Linked DNA regions of Mus musculus: region 2 is linked to region 1. A link is a loop called in an ENCODE intact Hi-C map of the cell type or tissue named here. Cell type or tissue: left cerebral cortex. All regions are shown on one strand. Each heading gives the region's core, and the rest is flanking DNA. Links, peaks and the distances in the headings are about the cores only.

Region 1 (4,400 bases), core at 225-4,224:
GTAGCTAGTTAAAGAATATCCTGTGATCGAGGATAAGTAAGGGCAGACCTTGAACTCCTAAAGTCCACTTTGAGGAGAAAAGATAGCATCCCACACTATGGTTTGGAAATAACTTTTTATTTCCCTCAACCTTGTAGTAGGATAATAATCCAAGAGCAGCAAGGGTCGGGATAACTGAAATATAATTAGAAACACAGATATAAGGCTGAAAACATTCGTATTCAAGCTCTACGCTTTGATATTTAATTGCAGCATGTTCTGTAAGTGTACTTAACCTTCTTTAAAATAGAATAATAATATATCTAATGGTTGTTCAATTGTTAAGTACAATGATGTCTTAGAAGATGTTTGTATCTGTTGGTTTGACTGATTTTATGTTTGAAGTAACAGACATAGAAACATATGACAGTGACAATCATAATTGCCATATCCCAGGTTCTTTACTAAGGATTCTGCAAACATTATATAATACTTTGGATTATCTTTTTCAAGTAGAACATATTTTTGTTCATACTTTATAAATGAATACACCAGGGCTTAAATAAATTAACAGTTTAACTCAAGATAACCCACCTTTCACATGATAGAACGAAGATTAGACTTTCCATATGGTATGTCTCCCTAAAGCTGGGGTCATCTTGAATTTTCAATGCTGCTACCACGGGAGACAATTGATCAGAATGCACAAGAGCAATTGATTGGATGTATAGTATTTGGAGTGAGGAGCAGAACTGCTGGGCAGGCAGAGGCTTTTGTGGTCAAATGTCACAGGTCAAATGTCACAGGTCAAATGTCACAGGTCAAATGTCACAGGTCAATATCCTCGGGAGATGCTTTACATAGGAGCTCAGTTATGTTTATATTTTAGATAGGCAAAGAATAATTGTCAGTATATACATATTCCATGCAGCACTCAATGAGTGCATGCATATACAAAGTATGGTAACAAAATAAAAAAAAGACCTTGGCCTAAAAATGATCTAGAGTCTAGGAGACCTAAACCTGGACCGCCATCTCAGGATTTAGCTCAAGTCTGAGCAGAAAATCTGGGAGTGAGAAAGAGGAAGGTCAATGGTACAACTGGAAGAAGGTTGAATTGGCCTCAAGGCATCTTTATTCTAGGCCTAGTACCACCTTGCATTGGCAGGCTTCCAGCATCCTCTGCCTAGAGTCATGTGATACCCACAGTCCTACCAGTCCTTACAGACTAGCCTATTCTATCTGAGTGAGCAGAGTGCATCAGAGGCTCTGCTATATAAATGGCTGCTCTCACCAGGAAGCAAAGGTTTGGACAGACAAGTTGTCACTGGGAATGGCCCCCAGCTATCTGTAGAAGCAAGGGTATGGAGACAATTTGCATGTGAAAACTGAAAAACAATTCATCCAGAGCCAATTTCAGCTCAGACCAGGGGGAAATTGCTGTTCAAATTGTTATTTCCATTGCCAAGTTTATTGACAAAAAAATGAAATAAAAAAAAGCCTCTTTGTTTTATGAATTTGTTGTCAATTATAAGAAAAATAAATAAATAAAAAGAGAGATGGGGGCATTTATCCTCCCCAGTTGGTGGCAGACTGGGTTTTGACAAGTCTTTTACAAATATAAAAACACGTTCTCTTAAGCAAGGATATACCCTCCCACCATGAAGAATAGCGTGGCTCTGGGTCTTTGGGTAGAATATTTCATCAGTGACATCTTTGGTACTTCTGAGAGGCTTGTCCTCATTTTAAAAGTAAGGAAAACAGGAGGCCAGTATGGGAAATGACTTTTCCAAGGGCACAGACAGACAAAGGTGCTCGTGACTGGCTGAGCAGATCGTAAAATCTTGTACAGCTGATAGAGATCCCTGTTCCCGTAAGATCCCCAAACTCCTCCCACATGTGAGCAAGGAGATCCAGGCTGTAGGACCTTTGTGAAAACACTGATTTTTTGTGAAAAAACTGAACTTGTCTGTTCTCCCATTTTATAGTTTCCTTCTGGCTTACACGTCTGCTCCTCCTCACGGGTCCCTGCCTCTCCCAACCCTGTCTCACCAGGTTCTGCAATACTCCACTGTGTCACTCACTGTGCACTGTATAGGGATTGCAAGTTGTGAGATCTTACAAGAACCCAGCAACCCTTCCATAATTGCCTCTGACACGGAAACACCAGAGCAAACGGGTATGTCTCGCTGCACGATAGAACAAAACCCTCTACTGAGGAATTCAAGCTGAAACTATCCTACAGGGTTTCTACGTGAGTCTGCTCACGACATCTGGAGTGGCAGCTAGTTGGAACCTCTTTGCTGTCAGCGTGCTGCTTGCCATGCTGGCTGGAATGAAGCCTCAAGAGTAAGGGGAGCTATAGGGTAGAAGGCACTCTACCAATGACAACAGGAAACACACAGAAAATTTCTGATTCCTAAGTGACCTCTAGCACCAAGAAGCTTACACATCCCTGCTATACTCCCACAAATCCTCCTCGTGACACAGCTTGGTCCCTGTGAAAAGGCCTCAGCAGGTTTGAGGCTGTCTCCCATCTGTTTGACAACACTGTGACAACTCAGAGTTTGTGCTCCTGGAGGGGGAAGTGCCTTGGGCTGAGAAGAGCAGAGGCGAGCAAGCTTAGGGCTGCCCACGGGCTGTGTCAGCAGGGCATGTTCCAACAGGCTGCAGGGGTGTGGAAAGATGCTGAAAGCTTAGAAGAAATTCAAGCCGCCACCTGGCAACATGGGGGTGTTACTAATGGGCCATCTTTCGGCAGATGTTTACTATTTCAGGAGGTGGGAGGGATGTTGCTGCCAGTGATTGCATCCTGTGTTAGAAGCAGCTGGTAAGGTGCGATTCCCCCACTGGGGAGGGAATTCCCAGGCCTGGTGCACTTTTGCTGGAACCGCCAGTACATGCTGAATGAGATGGTTTCTTAGCTACTCAGGAAAATTGCACAGTGTCTCTAGGGACCCTGAGCTGAGTACCACTGGGGAGTGCTTCACCTTCACTTGCTCTGGGCCTGCTGTCTCTGTGGTTCAGGACACGTGCCCAAACAACAGGGTCCCTGGACACTGGCCAAAGCGATTTAGTCAGTCGGATTTAGTCCCTGTTTTTGCATGGTAGCGGTGGCTGTCATTGGAAACTCCCCTCAGCCTCTTGTTATCTTAGTTTTCCTACTTGGAGAATGGAATGAGCCAAGTGAGCTACTTGTCTTAGTAAGTTTGGGTTACTATAAGAAAATCTCTTAGACTACGTAGCTTATAAAACAGTGGAATTTATCCCTCACAGATCTGGGGGTTGGAAAGTTCACCATCAAGGTTCTGGCAGGTGCAGTGTCTAAAGAAGAGCCAATCCTCAAGTCAACTGTGGGCTTCACTACCTCTGTGATGGAAAAGCAAGACCTTTATATGGACATGGATACCTCTGATAAGGTGTCCAGCTTCAGTCGCAATCCTTTGGCAAGGTCTTCGTCTCCTTAGATCATGAAGGTCAAAGTTTCTATCTATGAACTGTAGAAACTCAATTTTCTTCCACAGACTCAAACGTTTGCTGAGTCCCAAAGACGGTGTACTGGGAGCAGAGATTACAGTTTTAGAGCGTTGTCTGAACCTTTCAGTTTACCTAAGTAAAAGTTTCCAGCGTTGGTCTCCATGCTTCCATGTGGAACTGATAAAAGTGGCCATGAGAGGAATGGACAGCCATCTTTTCCTTTCTGTCATAACTGAGAGATGCTGTTGACAATACAATCCTCCTATGAGTATGTCATTTTTAGGAGTTTTTAAAAATAGAGGTAAGAAGAAATACAAGAGAAATTCTGGGTTAATCTATCTTAAAACAAAGAACAAAGAGGTTACATTGGTTCTGAAAGGAAATAAAACTTGAGACCTGTGCTTCATGTAATGTATGTCAAATAGCCCAAAGAGTTGTTTGTGAGCTTTGAAACCTGGGGCTGAGAACATAGCAGAACAGACCAGAACATGCCTGGGCAGGCCCATCGCCTCCCTATCTCCTACCCCTCTGACCTAAGTTAAATGTTACAGGCTGCTGATGTTTAAATGGACCAATCATGTGAAACTGCGCCAATTCCTCCCCCAGCCCCACTCCTTTTCTATAAAAACCCCTAGCTTCCAAGTCTCGTGGTCGAATCCACTGTCTCCTGTGTGAGATACGTTTCGACCCGGAGCTCTGCCATTAAAATACCTCATGTTGTTACATCAAGGTGTTGTGTTCTATTCGTGATTCTTGGGTGCACGCCAAATCGGGAGCTGAGTGGGGGTTTCCCCACTAGGTTCTTTCAGTTCCAGGTGTCTCCCCATTATGGGCTGTCATGAGGCTCGTATATTTTTCCTCATGGGAGAATTTCCAATGTGAATATATACGATGATGAGCAGAGGAGACAAACAGGCCCTCAAGTGAAAGGTCCTCTGCAGGGC
Region 2 (4,400 bases), core at 289-4,288, 110 kb before region 1:
GACTAGGCACAAACTCTCATATCAAAACTGGAGAAAGCAATCCAGTAGGAGAAAAAGGCCACCTAGAGCAGGCAAGAGTCTGAGATAGATTCTCCCAAGAGTCAGAGACTGCCCTGCTCCCACTGTTAGGAGTTCCACAAACGCCCCAAGCTGAACAACCACACCATATATGCAGAGGAACTAGCTCAGACTCATGCAGATTCTGTGTTTGCTGCTTCAGTCTTTGTGAGTCTCTATGAGCCCTGCTATGATGATTTTGTGGGCCATGTTCTCCTGGTAACCCTGATTCCTGACTCCTACAATCCTTTGTCTCCCTCTTCTGCAGGGTTTCCCTGGGTTCACTTAATATTTGGGTGGGAGCCTCTACTTCTGATCATATCAGCTGCCAGAGGAAGCCTTTCTGATGATGATTGGTCTAGGCACCTATCTATGAGTATAGAAGAATATCATTAGAAATTATTTCACTTTTTTATGTTCAGTAGTGTTTGGTTCTATCCTAGGTCTCTGAGCCACCCAGCTTCTAGTTCCTGGCCATCCAGGCAGTGTTGGGCATGGGCTCCATCTTGTGGTTTGAATTCAAGTTAGACCACTCACTGGATGGCTACTCTCAAAAGTTCTGATCCACCATTACCAAAGCACATCTTGAGGGAAGGACAGGTGTGGGTCTGAGGTTTTGTGGTTGGGTTGGTGTTCCAGTACTAGCACTGGGAGCCTTGCCTAGTTGCAGAAGATGGCCAGTTCAGGCTTCATACCCTCCATTATTAGGAGTCCTCACTAGGGTAACCCTCAATGGGTTCAGGACGTTTCCATATTGTTTCGGAAGTCCCCACCCCATTCCAGTTGCTACTCCTTGTATTTTCTCCCTTCATCCCTGCCTCTCCTCCCATACTCATCTGCCACCAGTCAATTTGCAAAATCTACTTCCTCTTCCCAAAGAGATTCATGCATCCCCCTAGAGCCCTCCTTGTTACTTAGCCTCTCTGGGTCTCTGGATTGTAGTGTGTTTATCCTTTACTTACTTATCAGATGATATCTACTTATAAATGAGTATGTTTGTCTTTTGGGGTCTGGGTTACCTCACTCAGGATGATTTTTTCTAGTTCCATCCACTTGCCTGAAAATTTTATGATGTCACTTTTTTTTTTTAAACAGCTGAGTATTACTCCACTGTGTAAATGTATCACATTTTCTTTATCCATTCTTTGGTTGAGGGACACCTAAGCTGTTTCTAGTTTCTGACTATTTTGAATAAAGCTGTTATGAACATAGGTGAGCAAGTTTCCTTGTGATAGGATGGAGCAATAGAGACACTATTCTTAGTGTTATATAGGATATTAAGTCATTAATTTCCCACAATGTACCACAAAACAGGTATCACTATTATTTTTAACAGGTCATAACAAGGTACAACATGAAATTTAAGTCATTTTCCCAAGATCTCCATGTTGATAAGTTTTAGAGACAAAAATTAGAGCAGACGGTCTGGTTTCTGACTGTTCTTTCCTGATGAAAGTATGTCCATAAAAAGTATAAACAAATTAAAGAAACAACAAAACCCCCAAGTAAAATGGCCACCATCAGAGTGTCCTCTCAGACTTTTGGATCTTAAATATCATGTAGGTACCTTGAGAATGGTTGTGGTAAAAACAAAGAGAGGTTTTTTTGTTTTTTGTTTTTTTTTTTGAGATGAAATTCATATGACACCCTATTCATTAAAAGTATCCGAATGCCCAATTTGGTGCAGAATGAATTTATTCCTAGATTTGATTTTGTCCTTGCAGTTTGACTTGTGTCAGTCTTGACTTGTGAAGACTCGGAGAGACTCTGAGAGAACAAGAGCTTTCTGTCTCTTGCTTTTGATGTTACTCAGCACCAGGTGTTGATGAGCTTGGCTGTCTACTGTTGTTCTAACAACAAAACCATCAAAATGGAGCCTATGATATGGTGTGTGGCTTTGTGTGAGATTGTGGGACGAAGACAAGGCTGGTGAGAAGGCACAGTCTGTCAGAAATGCAGGGCTTCTTAACATGATCTGTGAACGCAGGCATCCAGTTCCCACAGGGATCCTTAGACATACTTAAAGCCCATGAATATCTTATAATCTATCACATTTTTGTAAGACGATATATGATCTTCCTTTCTTTGTAGGGGGATAAGTATCAGAAACAGACATTGTTGCTCTGATAAAAGAGTGTGACTAAAAGTAACCTGTTGAAGAATGACCTATCCAAACAGTGCCACTCACTGGAGACCAAGCATTCAAATATCCGAGCCTATGAGGATATTTTTTTATTCAGATCACCACAGACATACATTTTTAAAGACTCTCTAACTATGGCAATTAAGGTTTATCATTATTCTTTTTTCATATGCCTTTGTGTAAATCATTTAGCCATTAAGACCTCAAATTTCTTCCTTAGAAGTAGGACATAAGTATTTTCTGCCATCAAGGTTGTCAAGAAAACTAGATGAGACAAAGCAGAAACCTGCTATGATTTCTAAAGTACCTTTGTAGTGTGTGTGTGTGTGTGGGGGGGGGTGGTAATAGTTGTCATTTCTCATCTTCTGAATTTGAAAATGTAGGGTACCAAAAAGAAGGCACTCTCATAGTGACTGCATGTGTATGTCTTAGCTTGCTCATGGGGAAGTAGATCTTGAGCTCCGGACTTGCTTGTGAGTTTACTTGGCTGAGATGCAGGAGTATTTGAATGAAACAGGGAAAAGAGATAGGAAAACCATCACCATACAGTGATGAGTGGGTTGCTTCTGTGGACAATGAGGACTTGGATCCCTTGGGCTAAGCATAGTGATGGTTAATCAGGTTCTTATATCCAAAGGCAGTTGCAGCAGCTTGTATTAGGAGGCCACCTGCATGTATTAGTAGTAACAGACAAGAGAAACAGTGGGCGGGGCATATGTTGCCAACAGTGTCTGCTTCAGCAAATTGCAGACTAGACAGTCACATGCATTATCTATATTAAATTGTAAGTCATTCTAATGGTTCCTAAACATAGCTTCTCACTAGAATTATCTACAAAATGTAAAAAAGTCAGACTTCTGGGACCCATATTTGGGAAATTTTAATTCAGTATGTCTAGGGCAAGGTCTGATTCTTGACATTTTGTGAAGGTTCTCGAGGTAATTCTGATGCTCAGTCATTTTGGGAAGCATGGCAGTTAAAACCCATTCAGAGTAATGAAACTGGCTTGATGTGTTCACTATTTAATACAATATTACATCAAGATTGGGTTGGAAGCAGAATTTCCACCCAGTGCTCATTTCTTTACCACATTGCCACACCACTTTTGCAAAGAACTTTTTCTCCTGTGGAGGCAGAGACCATACCTGGTGAATCTCAGGGGATAGGGTGGATCTTACAGCCTTTGGGCATAGGGTTGAAGAAACAAAAACGGTAAAACCAGGCATAACAGGCATTAAAGCCACAGGAAATAGTTGCCTACCTGAAAATCTGGGCCTCCAGGAAGGAGTTAGGGGTAAGTCTGGAAACTCGGGGTAAGTACTGTGGGGAAATGCTCTGACGTAGTAGGGGAAGGGACTGGAAGGGGGAGAGGGAGAGAGGGAGAGAGGGAGGAGAGTAAGATGGGTAGGGGGAAGAAGGAGAGAGAGATAGAGAGAGACAGAGACAAATACAAAGACAAAGACACAGACAGACAGACAGACTGACTGACTGACTGACTGACTGACAAGCACAGATACACATAGTCAGTCTACTCTTGCTGCTGGCGCTCAGAATCTCAGAGGAGATATCTTTCAGGAAAGGGAGCCATTCCTTTGAAGAGCAGGGGACTCCTTAACTCCTAAGTTTAGGAAATTAGAAGGAAGACCACTGTTGAAAGAGCTTTAGACCTCTGACTAGAGCAGCTCTGGGGACTCTACTTTTGAGGCTCCACTAAGGTCAGAGTTCTGGATCCTTGAGACCTGAGACACCTAATGTTACTAAGATGAGAATCTGTGAAAGTATCAACACGGATAGGGAAGAAGCCAGTTCCACACATTCCCCTTCTTCCACTCCCTTCAGTGGTCACATCTTTTTGGGACTCAGAGGAGATGGGATCCAGAAGAGCAAGAAGACGGTTTCATATGTATGTACACAGTCCCGGCATCACATGGCTAAGTGTAGAATGATTGAGAGCTAACAATTAATAGCTTAATAACTGGTATGACTCTGACAGGGTGTGAATGAACCAAGCACGCATGGCCTCTATGCACCATAGCTTTTTTGGGAGCTGCCCTCTAATTCCTTTGGATTTTTCTTTCTATTGAGAGATTATTTGGATACATTAACACATGGCTCCACTTTGTGAAGCTTTCCAGCCTTTTACTACTCTGGAAACCCTGAGCTCCCCCTGCCCTGTCCCCAAATCCTTTTCTTATCTATT

Evidence for each region. Peaks named below come from ENCODE experiments on the same cell type or tissue, not always from the same donor. Only the 100,000 strongest peaks of a DNase experiment are listed, where the experiment ranks them.
Region 2: a loop joins it to region 1, with 2.3 times the contacts of the local background. A loop is called at or near these places in 2 of 42 quality-filtered maps.

What each region holds. Positions count from the first base shown.
Region 1 is chr9:30,148,168-30,152,567 of GRCm38, reverse strand. No RefSeq gene overlaps it. Among named protein-coding and RNA genes, the nearest start is that of Gm26435, 140 kb to the left of the region's middle. In left cerebral cortex, for the core only: no CTCF peak of the experiment used is centred there; DNase peaks (open chromatin) are centred at 2,285 and 2,683.
Region 2 is chr9:30,255,029-30,259,428 of GRCm38, reverse strand. No RefSeq gene overlaps it. Among named protein-coding and RNA genes, the nearest start is that of Gm26435, 35 kb to the left of the region's middle. In left cerebral cortex, for the core only: no CTCF peak of the experiment used is centred there; no DNase peak of the experiment used is centred there.